Regions from separate parts of the Homo sapiens genome. Here regions 2, 3 and 4 are each linked to region 1. A link is a loop called in an ENCODE intact Hi-C map of the cell type or tissue named here. Cell type or tissue: MCF 10A. All regions are shown on one strand. Region 1 overlaps LOC105371882 (a long non-coding RNA gene). Region 2 has its middle 450 kb from the start of KCNJ2. Region 3 has its middle 380 kb from the start of KCNJ2. Region 4 overlaps LINC01483 (long intergenic non-protein coding RNA 1483).

Region 1 (5,000 bases):
CAATTCAATTTCTACATGAGTTTTACAAGGAACAAACATTCAAACTATAGTATGGGCTAATTGCAGAGTATGTTAGGATACCTTTACACACAAACACATATATATGAACATACCTATATATATATGTGTGTATGTATGCTTATATACATGTATATATATGTATGTATAGACAGACACACATCTAACTATCTGGCAGATAGGAGTTATTCAGTAAATGAATATTCTCTGTTTTCTTCCATATATATTAGTAATAGCAAGGTATTTCAGAGGAATTTGAAAGCAAAAGCATTATTAGCGGTAGGATAGTAATGCTCTACTGATTATCACAATTTTAAAAAACGTCTTATGTTTTTATCTTGATATGTGGTTGATGTATGAGATCATAGTCTCCTCCTGCTCCCAAGGGAAATTGATTTCCACCTCAGGGCTGCCATTAATGAGCTGTGGGTTTTGGGGGAGTTAACCTCCTTGGTCCACTATTTCTGAACATTGATGACATGGATGTTCTTTAAATTACTTTACGGTTCTTTACAGCCACAAAATGTGCTGATTTTTCCTCGCTCTACTTGTAGCCCTGATTTTTTTGTTGTTGGCTTACAATGCTTTTATTTCATTGCCACATTGCTATGGTCTAAATGTTTCTGTCCCCTCCAAATTCCCATGTTGAAATCCTAAGCCCCCAAGGCCATGGTATCCAGAGGTGTGGCCTTTGGAAGGTGATTAGCTTATGGGGGTGGAGGCCTCATAAGAAAAATTAGTGCCCTTTTAGAAGAGGCCTGTGTGAGACCGCTCACCCCTTCTACCCTGTGGAAACACAGTGAGAAGGTGCTGCCTCTGACCCAGAAAGTAGACTCTCACCAGACAATGAATCTGCCTTGATCTTGGACTGTCAAGTCTCCAGAACTCTAAGAATTAAATTTCTGTTGTTGATAAGCCATCCAGTTTATGGCATTCTGTTATAGCAGACTGAACAGGGTTAGATACATATGTATTTTAGTGCAGTATTTTCTATTCTCATAAGTACTGTACCATCTGAATTCAGCTGGAAAGTTCCAATTTTACAATACTTTGTGCAATTTTAAAAATCTTTCTTTAATGTACAACTCACTGTGATGTACATTTTATACATCCCATGATAATAATTTGACAATTCAGTTAAAGTTATATTTGTTGAATTTAGTTTTCAGTTCTGCTATTACTGCCCTTTTCTAAAATTGGGTCTATTTTAAACAGGAAAATTGAAGCCATTTAAAAACACCACAAAATTTGATTTCAAAAAAGATAAAATATTGCTTTTACAATTGTAATGGCAGGAAGCAAGTAGCATAATGAAAAATGTAATAACCATAGTAGAACACTAAAATTCTAATGGGGACACCTTACGCTCATGACATAAACTAATAAAAGGCATCATCATACATGTTATTTTGTAAAATGCCAGAATTCTTAATCTAGGGAAGTTGGGGGAAAATGCTCATTTATGGGATGCTACTAACCCTTCATGTTATTATAAAGGAGTGCATCAGGGCCGGGCGCAGTGGCTCACGCCTGTAATCCCAGCACTCTGGGAGGCCTAGGAGGGCAGATCACGAGGTCAGGAGATCGAGACCATCCTGGCTAACATGGTGAAACCCCGTCTCTACTAAAAATACAAAAAATTAGCCAGGCATGGTGGCGGGCGCCTGTAGTCCCAGCTACTGGGGAGGCTGAGGCAGGAGAGTGGGGTGAACCGGGGAGGTAGAGCTTGCAGTGAGCCGAGATGGCGCCACAGCACTCCAGCCTGGGTGACAGTGAGAGTCTCTGTCTCAAATAAATAAATAAATAAAAAATAAAAAGAAGTGCATCTTCAGGTGGGTGATTTGTCTGACGAATGGCAAACTGTACCTGGCTAGCCTGTATTTCATTTTAACTTGGGGAAAAGGTGGTTTCTCTTGTATACCTTTCCAATGAGTGTAGCTCACCATCATTGCAACACCTAGATTCCCAGGCATCAGTGGTCTCCCAGTCTCCTGAACATGATGAGAGATGGCCTGTTCTCAATACAAAGCCATCATGAAATAAATGCAGGGCACACTGGGCTATTCTGGGTTCTTTTCCCAATATTGTGCCTGGCATGAAATGCAGAAAAACAGCAACTTTCAATGGACAAATTTGAACCTGTAGTGTAAGCCGAAGTTTCTGGAATGGTATTTTTATTCTTATATTATAAATAAATGTTAGCATGGTCATGAAATAACTAAGACTGAATGGAGAGCAACATTAGATCCATTGAACAATATAACTTTGTGTTTATCCTTCTTCAAAAGTGTAACTTATTATTTAAGTTATTACTGTTTGTTTTAAACCTTTGAATAATACATAAAATGATAGCTCTGTGGACCTGCTTGTCCTGGTGGGGCTGGAGATTGGAGGAAAAAAAAATATTAATGATGTTGCAGGCAGAAAGAAGACAAAAACTAAACAAAAGCACTTCGCCTTTTCCCCAAAGGTTGGGGTGATATTTAATTATGAAATGTCATAATTGTAGTGATAACAAGATTAATAATAACAATTATGTAAATGCCTCTGGTAATTGCAATTCTATTAGGAGGCTGAGTATTTTTGGTCACTATTGTGCCACCTTGTGGTCACAAGAGAACACATGTTTTTTCCATGAAGTAAATCCATTAAGTTTTAATTTATCCCCGACTGCTATGGAATGATATTTGGAAAAATAACTTGGAATGCTCGGTGTCAATAATACCGATAAACAAAATATAATGGACACCATTCAAGTCAGAAAATAGCAGGCACTGAAAAGCAACAAATAACATTGTTCTAAGTATAGATTCCATGTGCTAGATTTCCCCCAGCTACCTCAACATGGATTACATATTTAGAAGATAAAATTGTAGTTTCTTTAGACTGCCATTCTCAATCTACAAATATAGACATGAAACTCTGGATGACATCCGTTGAGCATCTAATAAATAATTCAACACTCTATTTATTGCAAGGGAAGGCAGCCAAAATGTAGGTATCGATTACCAATATTGTGTTAAAATAATCACGCTAATGCATGTATAGGTATAGCTTAATAAACATGATTTTAATGGCATGAGTGAATATTTGCTTTATAAATATGTATATTATAATCTCATAATTTATATGCATTTCAAAGAATCGTGATATTTGTTTAAAGGATTTTTCTGTTTTCTAAATCCTGCTTATGTCAGTATCCAGATGTGATGAACTGAGAAAGGTAGGATTAGCCACCTTCCCATAAAGTACTGTCTGCTAGAAACTAAATAATATATTTTGTAACAAATTCAGACATTTAATGGCCACCATCTTATACCATCAGTGCTTATTTGATTAAGGCTGTAGTTTTTCTTTTTAATTAAAGATAAAAATATTAAAAACAAGAAAGTCTCAATAATTCTGTCATTATAAGTAGTGTCTGTGGGTGTATGTTGCGGTGTGTGTGTGTAGAATGGGGGTGGAGGAGGGGGAGAGAGAGAGAGAGAGAGAGAAAGAAGTAGTATATAAGATAATGCATTCTCACAGATATACTGCCGTACTAGTATTGGTTTTAAGTATCTCCATCCATCTCTCTGCCTCTTTGTCTCCGTTTTCTTTGTTTCTTGACCTTATATGTATCTATTTCTCTCTTTTCTCTGATTTTTTTCTACTTATCTTACTCTCTACATATTAGTCTCTCTTTCTCTGTCTCTTTCTGTGTCTGTTTCACTCTCTCATTTAATTTAGATTGAAATCTAGGTGGTCAGGTAATCTAGATTTGAATCCTAGCCCCATGGATTACTAATGGTGTGGCCTTAGAGAAACTCCTCAGGCATCTAAGCCTCAGTTGCTTGTTAAATAGGGGTTAAAGTACTTACCTCGTAAAATTGTTCTCACAATTAAATGAAACATGACATATTGTAAAAGCCCTTAAGACAAAATCTAGCACAGAGTAAATGGCCAATATATGGTGTTTATTTTTATTTTTGTTGTCTGTGAAATATATACATTTTTAGTATTCCAATCTGTACCATCATAAGTTGCTCTAATACTGCCTTATTTATACGTATAATAAGTGACAGATGTAGCTCACAGAATTTTAAAAATGAATCTCCCATGTACCTCTTCTAACCACTTTATCAATGAATCGCTCAAAAGAAGAAGGTGTCTTTCTTATAATCATATAATTATTTAGTAGATCTGATACAGGAATTCATATCTTCTCTATCCTTACACACAGTTCATTGCAATGAATAATAATTCCCAATGTAAATCATGCCTTTTTTAGTAGTCTGTCTTTTCTTTTCTCTTTCTCTTCTTTCTTTCCTTCCTTCTTTATTCCTTTCTTCCTTTTTTCTTTCTTTGTCTTCCTTCCTTTTATATTTCTTTCTCTCTTAAATTAATGCAGCCAGTGACATAACAATTTTCAACAAGTACTCGATTTTTATAAAATTCATTAATTCATGCATTCATATATACCATGTGTCAGATCATGTGTAGACATTTTGAAGGTAATAATGAACTAAATAGAAAAAAAGATACTTCCCTCATGAAACTTAAAATACAGTGAGAGAGTGGCTAGGCGCGGTGGCTCACGCCTGTAATCCCAGCACTTTGGGAGGCCAAGGTGGGTAGATCACCTGAAGGCAGGAGTTTGAGACCAGCCTGGCCAACATGGTGAAACTCCATCTCTACTAAAAAGTACAAAGAAAATTAGCTTGGCTTGGTGGTACACGCCTGTAATCCCAGCTACTCGGGAAGCTGAGGCAGGAGAATCGCTCGAACCTGAGAGGCGGAGGTTGCAATGAGCTGAGATAGCGCCACTGCACTCCAGCCAGGGCAACAGAGTGAGACTCTGTCTTGAATATATATAAATATATATATATTGTATATATAATATATATACAATATATATAATATAAAATACAAATATACATATATATTTATATATACATAGTGGGAGAGACAGAAATTAAAGAAACAAATATATTTCCTCCTGC
Region 2 (5,000 bases), 480 kb after region 1:
AAGAAGTGCTCTGAAGCAAATTGGAATATAATATTGATAATGACAATAAATTGTAAATTCGTATAACTTTGTAAAAATTTAATATTTGTGCATTTCTGAAGTTCTTTGAACCTTCTTTTTTATCAGCAGTGTTTCTAGGTAGTGTTCATTTCTTCAGACAGAAGGTTCTTAAAGAGTCATGACTGCCTTATTAGTTATGTTTGTGCTTCCAAAACTTACAGTCCATTCCATCTGTGGTGAGCCACTTCAGCAAAATATATTTTGGACCATGAATTATTGGGCATAATGTAACAAAGCAACTGGTTGTTTGACATTTTTTTTTTGTTTGGTATCATGTAGATAGTTATTTTTAGAACCAACTCTAAATGACTTTTCTCCGGCCTTTTTCTTTTTTTTTGAGATGGAGTCTCGCTCTGTCGCCCAGGCTGGAGTGCAGTGGCACAATCTCGGCTCACTGCAACCTCCACCTCCAGGGTTCAAGCGATTCTCCTGCCTCAGCCTCCCGAGTAGCTGGGACTACAGGCATGCGCCACCACATCCAGCTAATATTTTGTATTTTTAGTAGAGATGGGGTTTCACCGTGATAGCCAGGATGGTCTCGATCTCCTGACCTCGTGATCTGCCCCCTTGGCCTCCCAAAGTGTTGGGATTACAGGCATGAGTCACCGCGCTGGCCTTCTCCAGCATTCAACAAGTGTCATGCTATAGTCGACGTGTCAGAAATATCCAGTGAGAATCAGGGAAACCTCATTAGAAAGAGTTCCTGATTGGTTCCCATATGTTCCTGAGCTGTTTACTATATTAGAGTATGGTTTCAGTTTCTCTTATTTCTTTCACTAATCTTTGGGCTCTAACAAGGTATATTCTCATTATAATCTCTCTGTTCTCTCAAAATCTAACACAGTACTAAGTACAAAGTTAGTTCTCTCTATATTGTAGTTAAATGGAATGAGTTCATTACAAGAAGATTAGGGCTGAATTAGCCCAGTTTGGCATTTTACATATTTGAATAATCAAATGGTAGCTAGAACCTCTATTTTGCTTGGTTTTATTAATTCAGTGGGGGACACCTGCCGGATTTAATTTCTCCCTCATTTCTAATGGACTAAGTCAGTTTAGGTCACTGTGAAGACGTGGGTGAGGTCATGAACTTCAGTCTAGGGCTGCTGTTTTATTGTTTAGACTATCGCAGCCCTCCTAAGCCAAATTTCTTATATACTTTCAAAATAAAAATGCAGCAAACTAGTGTGGAAGTAGCCTCCAGAGCGTTCTGCCCCTCACCACCCCCGGCCCCTCCAAAGTTAGACTTAATCTTCTTGTTTCCATGTCAAATCCAAACTGGACCACCATCACTAGTTTCCTAGGAAACCCTGAAAAACTGTCTTTACATAACTCACTTTGCCCACTATTGGAATGCTGCCACTTCTGGGGAAAGGCACAGCAGCTGTTCAGCTGCCTCATAGCAACACTTCACAACAGTGTGGGAGGAAAGCAAAGACCAGCAATATACTTAAATTAAACTTCCCTGGGGAGAGCAAGATACCAGGGCAGAAGGTAATAGTTTAGAGTCGAGAGCATCTAATTAGTCAACAAACCTGCCCTGAAAGCGAACGTAGTGAATTTTTAATGAAATCAAGAGACCCAGTGTTTTTTCTCATCTTCCACTTGAAAGGCACTGATACATATTTAACTGCTATCATCGAAAGAGTCCTTCTGTTTCAAACATACTTCCAAAGAAGTATTTTTTTTATTTTTATTTTGAACTAAACAACAAAAAAGAACACCCACAGCAAAGAATAAAGGTCAACTGGGTTATGTTTTCATATAATTCCTACTATTTCCCCAAAAGTTAATAACATTTCATCCAGCTACCCCTTGGACTAGCTAGGACTAGCTAGAATTGCCAAAACTCAGATGACAATGCAAGAAGCATCGTTTCAACCTGGCTCTGTTCTCTCTTTAGCACGGAAACAAAACACATGTTTATAGCAGCCATTCTTTGAACCGTGATTCATAAAATAGGGGTAGAAATTAAAGAGGTAAAGTCAAAGTTGCCAATAGTAAGAGGAAAATATTTGAACGGATGGAACCCAAACTGCCATGTAATGCTGTGCAGTTTGCTGTGCATAAAGGCACTCAGCCAACGAAGCAAATGGAAGCTTAAAATGCAGTTTGGGCTCCCCTAACCAAACTGTGCACCCAGGAGTCAGGCTACTACTTCCCGAAGAAGGGGTACCTTTTTCTCAGCACAAAGGCGCCATCTGTTGGCCATCTCAACAGAGGGGCTGCTTTCTTTCGGCGGGTTGTGGTCATTCAGAGGGGAAGCCAATTTTTCTAGTGGAAACCCCGCATAGAATGGGGGACCCTAAGAGGCATTCTTGTACAAATACTTCATTTTATACATAAGAGAACAAACACCAGGGGTCCAGTAGAGAACAAAAATAAGGACCTCTGTTTCAGAAAGCAGAAAAAGATGTTATTAAAAGTACTAACAGAAACTTTTTTCTCTCTCCATGAATTCTCTGAAATAGTCATGGTGTCTTTATTTGCTCCATGTTATTGATTTAGTGTAATTCTAAGCAAAGACAATTTTAAAATGTAATTATTAGCATTAATTTCCCTTTTCATCTTTATGTCGTGAAATGTCAGCTTTTAATATGAATGTAAATGCATTTTGTTGGTTACACGGAGTCACTGATGCTATCCACTTCCTATTTTGTAGGTCGTACACGCCTACCCATTTCCTTCTTATCAGAAGAGTGAAAACACTGCAGAAAACCACCTCTTCTGTTTGTATTTTACTTCCGGAAACATATACATCCCATCAACCCTCTCTATCTTCAGTTTACTAGTGAATAAAGAAGGACTTAAAGGTAAAGAGACCATGGCTACTCCTATATTCCAATGTTGTCTTCATTTCCAGCCTAAGTGGCTGGCTGGCACATGGAGGGAAGTAACAGGAGTTAGAATGGCTATCATAGGTTCCTTGTTCCTCTATGTTTCCCAGAAGGCCATTGTCTTATTTCTCCACCGGAAAGCAACTTCAGGTTTGAATGGAATATGTGGACTCTAGGGATGTCAGAGTCCCTGCTCACTCCCTTGGGAATGGTACATGCTTACCTGTACTCTTGAGTCTTTCTAGACCCTCAGGCATTGTGAGTCTACTAGAATTTTGTGTCATGCAGCATTGCAAATGCTATAAGACAATGGGGAAGTACGGAACTACAGGGAACATTCAAAGTGTGCATATCTCCTCTGCTCACACATAGGCACCATTGTCCCATTAGACTTTACTTACAGAACACAAGTTGAAGGATTAAATTATCAAGAATTTCAAGACAGTAACATGAGAGCATTAAACTAGACACAGGGCCCTTCTGAGGACTGAGCACAGGTTGCCAGCCCACAAAACTGGACATGAGAAATATTAAGTGATTTGCCTAATAACCAGAGATAAATGCCTTTCAACTTCAGCTCATTTCTAAGCATTAACTTCTATTTACTTTTTTTTTTAGCTAATAAACTGACCTTTCTAACAATTCTTCAGTGTTACTATTAGATCAATGAATAATGGAATGCAAATGTTTGGGAGGGAAGGATGCTAACAGTGATCGAATGCTCATGGTGCTTTGCCGTGCTTACCTAAATGATCTTATTCATTACAATTCTAATGAGGCAAGGTGTGTTTAATGCATTTTTAAAGCTGGATACTTAAAACCTTAAGAAAGCAAGTAACTCATCCAATGTCAAGTAACTTATGTGTTGAGAAAGCAAGATCAATGAGTTATAAACACACGGAACTTGAGTTCCGTTCCCAACCTCCCTTTCAAAATCTATTCAGCGGCGTCGCTTTCCCATGACTCTAGATGGAGAGTTGGGCGGGCCCTTGAGTTTCTACCTGCTTGGAGGTATTGAACAGTTTCTCCCATTACTTTAGATGACAACTCAGATTCAACTTGGAAGCTGAAGTGTGCAGGTATCTGTAACATTCACATGTCTGGATTGACTTAATGTTAAATTTTCTTCCCTTCCCTAGCTGGGCTGTTGAAATTGGCCACACCATTGCCAACAGTGACACAGCACTTCCTCTTTCCTGCTTGAGTCTTCCTCCAGTTATTAGTTTGAATGGGAGTGGTTAGTACTTAGAAAGTGGGGTGTGGAGCATGAAATATGGGAGTGGGGATGAGAAATTTCTTATTGGGGTGAGTTTTGTGCCAACTCAGACTTCTCTTAATCTCAAGGATTCTGTTTTAACCTGGGTTCTCACAATGCAGAACCTGCATAATTTATTGGGAACTGTAACCCTGAAAGTGAGGGACAGGGGTAGTGAAACAAGGCAGGTTCAAAATAAGGATGTTTCAAGATGGTCAATGTCAGGATATCTGGATGTTCACTCCTATGGGATCTTCTGGAAAGCTGAGTGGCATGAGCTTTAGGATCAGGCCTTCAGCAGAGGAAGGAGAAGTTTTGCTTGCTGGTTTCTATGCATATTTATCCAGAGTTCATCCCATGAGACATTAGCCCTCTTAGAGTTCCAGGATGAAAAAGAGTGATCACAAAATTTTCTGCCATGTCACAGAAAAGCCCAGGGATGGGCCACAGGAATGCTGGATGGGCTTGATGTATGGTGGTGCCAAGATGCACCTGCAGGAAGCCATTTGGGGTCCATGCACAGGCCCATCACTGAAGCTGTGGCCAAAATCAGAGAACAAAGGGGTTTAGTGGATCTGATATGATGCATGAACAATGTCTAACATGGGTGCTTTCCTGGGTTCACTGGAGGAGATTCAACTTGGGCCCTCCAACTCAAATTCTAGGTGTGTGCCCTGCCTCCTCTTCAGACATTTGCCTTCTGAAAGCCTGGCCCTTGGGAGGCTCACTTTATAGCACATATCACCTCTCATATATTGGAGTCCCATTTTCCTCATCCTGATAGTCCTTTTGAGCAGGACTTCAATAGCTCCAGTCCAGTTCACTCTGCAACAAAAGTCTGCATTGGG
Region 3 (5,000 bases), 410 kb after region 1:
GGAGTGACCCGATTTTCCAGGTGCGTCCGTCACCCCTTTCTTTGACTCGGAAAGGGAACTCCCTGACCCCTTGAGCTTCCCGAGTGAGGCAATGCCTCGCCCTGCTTCGGCTCGCGCACGGTGCGCGCACACACTGGCCTGCGCCCACTGTCTGGCACTCCCTAGTGAGATGAACCCGGTACCTCAGATGGAAATGCAGAAATCACCCGTCTTCTGCGTCGCTCACGCTGGGAGCTGTAGACCAGAGCTGTTCCTATTCGGCCATCTTGGCTCCTCCCTCTCCAAGCCTTTCTTGAATCTAGGTAGAGCCATGTGACTAGGTGCTGCCAATAGAATATGCATGGTAGTTATTGGGTTCTCCAGGCTGAAGCAGTGAATGAGTGGGTGTCCCCTTTTTCCTTGTTCCCTCTCTCTCTGTATCTCACTGTGTGTGAGTGTGTGTGTGTGTGTGTGTATGGAAGCTGGAAGAAAGCTGAGGCCAGGGGAGAAGGTGGAGAGCCATAAGATGTTCATGAGCATTACCTGACAAGTACCCGCTTTTGTTGCTGTGTGAAGAGTAAGTGAAATTTTTATTTTGTTAATTCAAGGAGATTTTAGGGGTCCATCTGTTATAGTAGCTACCCTTACCCTAAATGGTACCCTGGTTTAGGCCAGTCATGATTCATCCTCTGAAAGTAGAGTGACAGGGCCTATTTTCCTTAAGTTCTTGATGTCTCCCTGCTCTTAACCTATTAATTGAGCCTCTGTTACCAGGTATAGATATTATAACAATAGTAGAAAGTGTCTCCCACAGTACGTCATAACAATTTTTGTATGCCTGTTGAAAATACAGAGCCCTTAACTCTTCCCCAGGATTACTGAATTAGGCTCAGCTGTCTACATATTTAAAAGTACTCTAAATGATTCTAATGTACCCTGAATTTGGACACAACTGCTCCATAAGGTGTCATGGAGCAGCAACCCATGGATCATCAATGTACCGTCCTCCTCCAGAGCATTGATGTGCTGAGAAGTAGAAGGTATTAGAGGCAGAAGCCATCATTCCTTACAAGGGAGAATGGGAGTAGTGGGTCTTGATGCCGACAGCAGACACAGGGATGATGTCCACCGTAACCTGGATAACGTCATAATAATGTAACATAGTAAATATGATTTAAAGGAGGAGTACCTTCAAAATAAGACAGGAAGAAGCCTGTCAAGTCACTCAAGCTCTTCTTTGCCCCAAAACAGTTGCCTATGACACTTTACCAAAGCATTATTACTTAAAGGTTTTAAAGTAACATAGACCAGCAGCACCACCTTGCATGCCATATTTGAGCTTTTTAAAGAGCCCATTGCCTAGTAAGGGTACATGAATTCAGTAAGGCATAGGTCTGCTAGACACAGGCATTCAACGCTCTGGAGGAGATTATATGAAACTAAGAGTTGAGAGTCACTTTTGAGTGATGTAGCGACGCAAATAAGAATTTTCAAATCTGTCAAAATGTAGGCTGTTAAGTTTGACCTGGGGCACTAAGTCTGAAGGGTTAACAGAGAAGTGATGAGCCAATGTAAAGCTGTATACACACGTGCACACACACAGGAGCTGGGTGAGAATGTTCATAAAGCAACAGGGAAATGTGGTTAGTGAGCACCTGGCAAAATGGCTTTACAAATGCTTTCCCTGAGTTTTAGGTAGAGGAATGTCTTGTTGGTGTAAGCATACAAACCAAAGAGCTCTGAAGTAATTCACTATTGCCTTGAACTTTAGGTGACCCAAATCAAGGAATAAGGGATAGCTTAATTTAATGAAAGTAGAAGGTAAAAAAAAAAAAAAAAAAAAGTTCAGTCTATTTGGTAAGAAAACCTCTTTGGCAAACAGCAGACATGATGTTGCTGATGGAATCTTTAAAGAGGTAGCGGATTTGGTGAAGGACTTGTGTTTGGCATGGAAGGGCTGGGCAAGAAGAACCCTCTCCATTGCATAGCAGAGGGTTCCCCCTTTCAAGCGTGCTTAGGGAGATGGAGTTAGTGGCTGAAACACAAATTTAAGCCCTTTGAAATGTAATATCCTACGCCCTCTGGTGGTTACATTTTTTAAAAATCGTACTAAAGAAAACAGGTTGAAGAAATCATAGAATGCCAATTACAGGAATAACAGGGATCTTAAGTGTCATTTGTCAGAGCTGTATTCAAGATGCCCTTATCGTTAGTTAAAGGTGTCAGCCCCTGAATCAGAAAGAAAAAAAAAGCCTTATTTAATCAGTTTTGCAAATGCTTGAGAAGTCAGCTTTCTCCCGGTTTTTCTCCATCACTTTTCAGGAACTTTTCCATTATGCCTCTGTCGTCAGAATACTTCCGAGATTTGGAAGATAGTGACTCCACTTGGGATGGCTCTGAGGTCCTGCTCCTTCTTGGTATTTTGATAGAAAAGCCTTTTGCCACTCAAAGGGGAATTTCTAAAAGAAACTTCAAACCACACAATTACTTTAAAAGGGTGATCACACAGTAATACATTGAATGATGCCTGGCCAGGATCTAACAAACTTGTCTGTTTCCCTCTTTGTTGTGTCTGGGAGACAGAAAGACAGCCTGGCCATTCTCATGGCAAACTGTCATTAAATTATATCAAGTGTAAATAGTTGTGACTGACACTGTTAACAAAGAACAGGAATCCAGGAACAAAAGGGCACTTCAATGAAGATTAGATGTTCCTTAAGCAACAGATTTTAAGGACCTAGATTCCATAAAATTAGAGTTCTGATTAAGTCTTATAGATATATGTGTATGACATATGCAAGAGGACTTAGATAAAAATTTCAGAGAAAAATTGAATTAAAGATAAAAATTAAAAATACAAGCTTTGTCAACATAAGCTTCCTCAAGTTCAGGACACTTTTGTAAGTGATGATACCTGCCATTTAGTCCACCTATAAAAAACCGATGGTCCTTGGAATTTAACCATGTCAATGCAGTGTTTTTTCCATATTAGCTGAAGAAAAATAGGTACCTTAAAATTTTTTGTTTTAGGATCAGAAAACAAAAAGAAGTCAGAAGGATCCAGATTAGGACTGTAACATGGATACTTAATGATTTCCCATTAAAACTCTCATAAAATTGTCTTTGTTTATTAGAGGGATGAGCAGGAGCATTGTCCTGGTGGAGAAGCACTCTTTGGTGAAGCTTTCCTGTGTGTTTTTCTGCTAAAGCTTTGGCTTTCTCATAACACTCTTATCATAAGCAGATGTTATTATTCTTTGGCCCTCCAGCAAATCAACAAACAAAATGCCTCAAGCATCTCAAAAAACTGTTGTCATGATCTTTGCTCTTGGCTGGTCTACTTTGGCTATGACTGGACCACTTCTATTTCTTGGGAGCCATTATTTTGATTGTGCTTTGACAGCAGGACACACTAATAAAGCCATGTTTCCTCTCCTGTTACAATTCTTTGAAGAATACTTCAGGATCTTGATTCTATTTGTTTAAAATTTTCATTGAAAGCTCTGTTCTTGTCTGCAGCTGATTTGTGCACAACAGTTTTTGCACCTATCAAGGGGAAAGTTTACTCACCTTTAATTTTTCAGTCAAAATTGTGTGGCTCACGCCTGTAATCCCAGCACTTTGGGAGGCCTAGGCAGGTGGCTTACCTGAGGTCAGGAGTTCGAGACCAGCCTGCCCAACATGGCCAAACCCCATCTCTACTAAAAATACAAAAAATTATCAGGGTGGATGTGGTGGTGGGTGCCTGTAATCCCAGCTACTCGGGAGTCTGAGGCAGGAGAAGCACTTGAACTGGGGAGGCAGAAGTTGCAGTGAGCTGAGGTTGCACTCCAGCCTGGGCGACAAGAGCGAAACTCCGTCTCAAAGAAAAAAAAAGAAAAGCAAGAAAAAAGCCGTGTAAACTAAACGAATTGAAATATCTATTGTGTTGGCTGTTGGTTCTGCTATTAATTGGTGGTTCTCTTCAATTAAGGCATAAACAAAATTAATTTTTTTCTTGCAAACTGATGTCGATGGTCTGCTCCTTTGGGCTCATTTCAACATCATCTCATTGACAATTTAAAGTGAGTTACTCATTTATAAATTACTGATTTATTTGGGACATTGTTTCCATAAACTTTTCATAAAGTGACAATGATTTTGCCATTCTTTCGCCCAAGCTTTACCATAAATTTGATGTTTGTTCTTGCTTCAATTTTGGAAGAATTCATATTGCTTTGATAGGGAATCATTTCAAACTCATGTTTTGTAATTCTTAGTGCCTCTAATTAGATCCTGTTCAGTCATATTGTAACAAATTGGTACAAGTTTATTTGGTGCAAAATTTTTTTTGAAATCTATACGTAGATTTTGCAAAATAAACATTTTCCATAAAGCTTCTGACAACCCCTTATTTATAGCAAGATCTTTATTTAGCTAGATATGTAAAGCTAGAATATACATTCATACAATGCAAACAGCATAATATATGTTTAACAAATATTTACGAATAAATCAAAGGAGGAGAAATCTGAAAAGGTCTTATATTTTGTGCCTAGATTTTTCTGAAAATTCATTTTCTAACAAATCATACGGTGATTTTGATTTGGTGGTGGGAAGAGTGGTGGGTGGGTTGGAGGATGTTGTTAAATTGGAGAAAATTTAGATTCAGAGCAAAATAAAAGGTATCTTTAAAACATTTTTTGTTTTTTAAATTTGTTTGTATTTTCTATTTTCATTTTTTTCTACATTTAAATAAGAAAGTTTGTATTATGCAAATCCCAGGAACTGTATTAAGTTGAATTATCACTATAGAGGTGAATGGTTCCGTAAAATACAGTTAGTGGAACCTTGTTAAAAACACCCTAATATCCTAAAATGACTTTGAAATGTGATCTGAAAACCCTGTCATTTTCCAGTTTGAAAATGTAGAAATCTAAAACCAATTATAATAGAGAAAAAAATTTAAGTGAATGTGATTTTGTGTGTTGTTAGGAGTCCCTTCACTTTCCTGTGTACAATTGGCTTTCCTATATGAAAGC
Region 4 (5,000 bases), 420 kb before region 1:
ACCTGCACCCCAGCCTGGGTGACAGAGCAAAACGCTGTCTCTTAAAACATCAGACAGGTTGGTCTCTGTATTGGTGGAGTCCATCAACTACTAAGAAATATATGCATCAAGTTAGTCATTACAAGTTAGAACAAGTGGGAAGGAGAAATGCACATACTGGGCTAAAAGACAGATGCTAAAGCTATCATTTTCATGCAAGAGTTATACTTAAATCCCATGGATTTTAACATCTAATATACTCAGCCTCCCAACCCCTTCTGCTAATAAGATATAGAAAAGGAGCAAGAGAAGATTAACTTTAGGAGTTGCCTGGTATATACTTCACACAAACATATATAAATCTATCTATCTATCTATCTATCTATCTATCTATCTATCTATCTATCTGTCTATCTATCTCAAGGCTGACTCCCTGCAGGGATTTTAACATCTAATATACTCAGCCTCCCAACCCCTTCTGCTAATAAGGTATAGGAAAGGAGCAAGAGAAGATTAACTTTAGGAGTTGCCTGGTATATACTTCACACAAACATATATAAATCTATCTATCTATCTGTCTGTCTGTCTGTCTATCTATCTATCTATCTATCTATCTATCTATCTATCTATCTATCTATCTATCTATCTATCTCAAGGCTGACTCCCTGCAGGGATTAAGGACTGAGTGAGGAAGAGTAAGTGGCAGAAGATCATTAAGTCCTCCCTCTCTCATCTTTTGTCTTGGGATTTGAGAGTTAGAGAGGGCAGGTACCACTATGTAAGCTTCCCATTTTATTGATGCCAGCGACATTCACATAAAAGGGGCATAGGACTTCCCTAAAGTTAGAGATCTCTATGACTAATGTCTTGTTAATTTGGGAGGTCAAGCTTTGGCAGGGAGCATCTATGTGGCAAGATCCTTAAAACGAGTAATAGAATTTATAGCAATTCTAGATAGTTCCAACTGGAACAGAGACCTAGAGACAGAGTCACACAGCTTCACATAATGGGATTTTAAGAGCATGTATTTCAAAAGATGCTAAGCAAGTTTCATGCTGGGACTAGGATAGAAACTTGGGGAAAAGTTTACATGGCCACATTTTAATTTCTGATGTATTTTCAAAATGTGTATGATAGTCTTTTGGAAAACGCTGCAACAAGAAGAAAAATACTGAAGTGCACATTAGAAGAGTTGGGTTTAATTCAGATCTATCAGTAACCATGTGACTTTGGGCAAAGCACTTTGTCTTTTTTGGGTCTCTGTTTCTTCATCTGAAATATGAGGATTATAGCTAAATTACCACTAGGATCCTTTCTAGCTCCATAATTTTGTGATGTGAGAAGAATCCAAAATATCCTCACAGAGGAGTGAATTTGAACAAGGCAACTCCCCCCATCCCCCCGCCATCTCTCTTTTAATACTTGATGGTAATCCGAAGCCCAGAACCTTTGAGATATTGGAGGGAGAGTGTCATGGAATAAAAAGAGCTCTGAATTTGGAGCTAGTCCACTCCACTTAGTAAATGTGTCACCCTGGGTGAATTATACTTACTTTCTGAGTCTCATGTCCCTCATTTGGGAAACAGGACAAAACCACTCACCCTCACAGGTCCCTCATGAGGATCACATGGGGCGTTACCTATGCAAATGTATCCTATGGCACCTGACACACAGCAGGGTTCAACTGGCAGTCTTCCATCCTTTTCTCTCATCCCCTTGAATGTGGCTGGCTCAGTTTGCTAGTGTGATCTTAGCCGGACTTGGCCCTTATAATCCAATTGTCCACAACCTTCAACAGATATTAGGCTGCCTCCCAGTGATTACCTGCTCTGGAACTCTGCCTTTGATGAAAGCTGGACCGATTTTAGGCTGAATTTTTGTCCTGGACACCTTTGCTATGGAGAAACTCTGATGAGACTCCTGGCACTATAACTGTGTGGGTCATCAGTTTGAATAATTTCCTGACTTCTCATTGAATCCCAGTGAGAGAGTGACACACTGGACAATGCAATGGCAGCCACTGAAGTTTATGCCAGATCCTCACAATAGCTTTTTGGGACCATACATCCCTCTACTCCTGAGAATGCATTTCCTTACACCAACACTCTAGGGCAGCAGAGTGCAGCACTCTAGAGCAACACTCTAGGGCACCAACACTCTAGGCCAGCTCACTCTTTGACTAGGCAGCTATATCAGAAAAACCCATATGGTCCCATGGCTGAAGCATGGGAAATATATTAGAAATAAAAGAATAAAAAACAAGAAAGAGTTTGAGAAGGGAACAAAAATAGAAGAAATGGAAAGTAAAAGAGGGAAGGGAATAGGGAGGAAGGATAGATGTCAACAATGTTGCCAGGGGCTATAGATTGCCTTCTCTGACTTGGTAGAATCAGGAAATAATGAACAGGGGAACTCTCCCAAACAACAGGCTTTCAAAAGCCCAGAATATTATATTTCTGTAATAATCTAATGGTGTGGGAGTGGTGGAGGGCTCTAAATGCTAATTCTATAATATGGGTCCCTGGACTGGCTGCATCAGAATCACCTGAGGGCACTGTATTACATACAGATTTCTGGGCTTCAGGCCCAGATGGACTGAATCAGACTCCTCTGATATGGGGCCAGGGCACATGCCTTTTTCAACAAAGGACCCCAAATATGCTGAGCTTGCACTACATTCACCATTTTACAAATATAATAAGATACTGTTTCATCTTTTCTCAACTAGTTCGAGCCACTGGCTAAAAAATACCTTTTTTATGTTACATCAGTTCTTTAGGGGAGAAAAAAGGAAAAACAAAACCAACAACAAAACCTGGGATTCAGCTGAATATTGTAGATATAAATCTACAAAAGGTTCAAGATCATGGGTATGGGTGTATCACACCACTGAATTATGTGATTTTAGGTAAATTACCAATAATGAGATCATAGGTGGTGACCTTCAGATTTGAGGTTCCATCTCTTCTCCAGACTGTAAGAGACTACTCATTGTGGGAAGGAAAAAGCAAACACAGCTGTCTTCCATCCCAACCCTGCCACCACTTGTAAGTGACTACCCCTTGTGGGGCTTCGTGCAGACCAAGCGAGGATGCTGGTGTACCCAGAGCAGTCGGGCAAGCCAAGCCACTGGAACACAGAAGGTGGGCACGGTGGTGACTCTTGCATACCTCCTTATATGGAGTCCGACCTGATTCTCTTCCCCATCTGCACGTACATGCTCTACATCAACTAAGCCACCCTCCCATGCCTTCTCTCCATGGCCCACCTTTATGTACCACAATTTTTAAATGGTTAAAATTAGATACAGTTGAATTAGACATATATGCAGAGAAGTTTTAAACTAGTTTATCAAAGTTGTCCTACCTGTCTTCCCATTTCTGTAAGCTGGAGTGACCTCTACTGACTGCATCTTGTGTGTCTTTGACACCCAAAGCAAATGCCTTCTGGATTAGTGGCATGATCAAATGTGACTATTTCTTTCCATTGGCTGCATTGTACTACATGTGCACAAAAAACAGAATCATAGCCAACCCACAGCTGCTTATAGGGCGTGTACTGTCATTTTGGTCGGATTCCTGGACTGTCATCCACCATCTATCACAAGCGTCTTTCTTCAAAGGGAGAGTAGGAAAATAAACTTTGACTTTTGCAAGCAAAGAGAGCAAAGAATTGGTTCAATGATATGAATTTTATTAATTATGCAACTTTTTTGGAGAAGAGATAGAAGTCTGCTCCATGTTTGGAAACACCAAAGAATTTAACAATTTACCTCCTGATTTAAGAAAAACTTATCTCACTTGCTAATATATGCAGCTGATTTCTACTCACGAGTAGCTTAGAAGACATTTAGGCAAGCCAAAGGTCCCAAGCATTTCAATTCTGCTGCTCCACTGGCTAGAATTCCAAAATATCTTCTTGATCCTTTGTTGATGGCCCAATAACAAGACTTTAGAGAAAGAGAATAACTTTTCTCCCTTTATTTTATAAATATAACCTTGTTTCAAAAAAATTCAGGCAGCTAATGAAAATACATACCAAAGAAAAAATAATTATACAGAGGTTTATTGGATGGTTTTTCAGTATTTATGTTTAGCAAAATAAGGTTTTGATAAATGTTACAAATAATTATTCTAACTGAAATTGAACTGCTCGCACTGGGAATATTTCACTATTTAGTGTTTTTCCAATATGAAAACTTAGTTTGGATGCAAATTTAGTTTCAGGCACCTGTGAAGGCCACCATAATCTGCAAATGTCAGAGATGTTGGGTTTTAGTTGCTAGATTAAATACTGTATATATTGTTTATATAGTTTTAGTTTTAAAAATTTATTTATTGAGTTGCAAAGCTTAGATAATTACTATTATTTATACTATTTCTTCCATCTATATGGAAGAATTCTGAAGTCTCAGGACAACTTTTACAATAATCTGACCCTCAACTTCATTTCAAAAGAAAACAGAGAGAGGGCCAGTATAACGTGCTGAAGACACTGGTCAGGGCCTTCAGGCCACTCTCCCTTTTATAAAATATCTGCCTTCAATTACAGTCTTGATGACTGATGGGAAGGCAGATCTGTTAGCTGCAGGTGCTCATCTGCCATGGTGAATGGGTGTGATCCTAGTTGGGCTAGCTGATGCTCCTAGGTACTAGGACCTGAGACCCAGAGATCAGTTAGGTTGCTTACGAGAAGCAATAGTGGAGCTGAGGCAATCCTTGACAAGGTCTGGGGCAAATCACATTATGCATATTCATAAAAACTAAAATCCTATCAAGGGAGCTAGTCTGTGGAGGGGAATAGAGCATGTATTTTTTATATATGACTTTGTAACAAATTATCATACATTTAGTAGCTTAACACAATATAAGTTTATTATCTCATTTTTTTTCTATGAGTTGGGAATCTGGGCAGGGATTATTAGGTTCTTTGTTTTAGAGTTTTCTGATTATACAAGGCTATAATCAAGATGTCAGCTTGGCACTGAAGTCTCATCCAAACATTCCTCTGAGAAAGGTCCA

What was found. Peaks named below come from ENCODE experiments on the same cell type or tissue, not always from the same donor. Only the 100,000 strongest peaks of a DNase experiment are listed, where the experiment ranks them.
Region 2: a loop joins it to region 1, with 12 times the contacts of the local background. A loop is called at or near these places in 10 of 110 quality-filtered maps.
Region 3: it touches region 1 in a loop (4-fold over the local background); 6 of 110 quality-filtered maps call a loop at or near these places.
Region 4: a loop joins it to region 1, with 11 times the contacts of the local background. A loop is called at or near these places in 12 of 110 quality-filtered maps.

What each region holds. Positions count from the first base shown.
Region 1 is chr17:70,141,807-70,146,806 of GRCh38, forward strand. The region is part of intron 3 of LOC105371882 (a long non-coding RNA gene); the gene reads right to left. Among named protein-coding and RNA genes, the nearest start is that of KCNJ2-AS1, 25 kb to the right of the region's middle. In MCF 10A, a CTCF peak has its summit at 2,615 (motif pointing left); no DNase peak of the experiment used is centred here.
Region 2 is chr17:70,620,330-70,625,329 of GRCh38, forward strand. No RefSeq gene overlaps it. Among named protein-coding and RNA genes, the nearest start is that of KCNJ2, 450 kb to the left of the region's middle. In MCF 10A, a CTCF peak has its summit at 2,296 (motif pointing left); a DNase peak (open chromatin) is centred at 2,242.
Region 3 is chr17:70,550,564-70,555,563 of GRCh38, forward strand. No RefSeq gene overlaps it. Among named protein-coding and RNA genes, the nearest start is that of KCNJ2, 380 kb to the left of the region's middle. In MCF 10A, a CTCF peak has its summit at 2,055 (motif pointing left); a DNase peak (open chromatin) is centred at 2,038.
Region 4 is chr17:69,721,843-69,726,842 of GRCh38, forward strand. All of the region lies in intron 3 of LINC01483 (long intergenic non-protein coding RNA 1483), which reads left to right. Among named protein-coding and RNA genes, the nearest start is that of LINC01483, 130 kb to the left of the region's middle. In MCF 10A, a CTCF peak has its summit at 2,095; no DNase peak of the experiment used is centred here.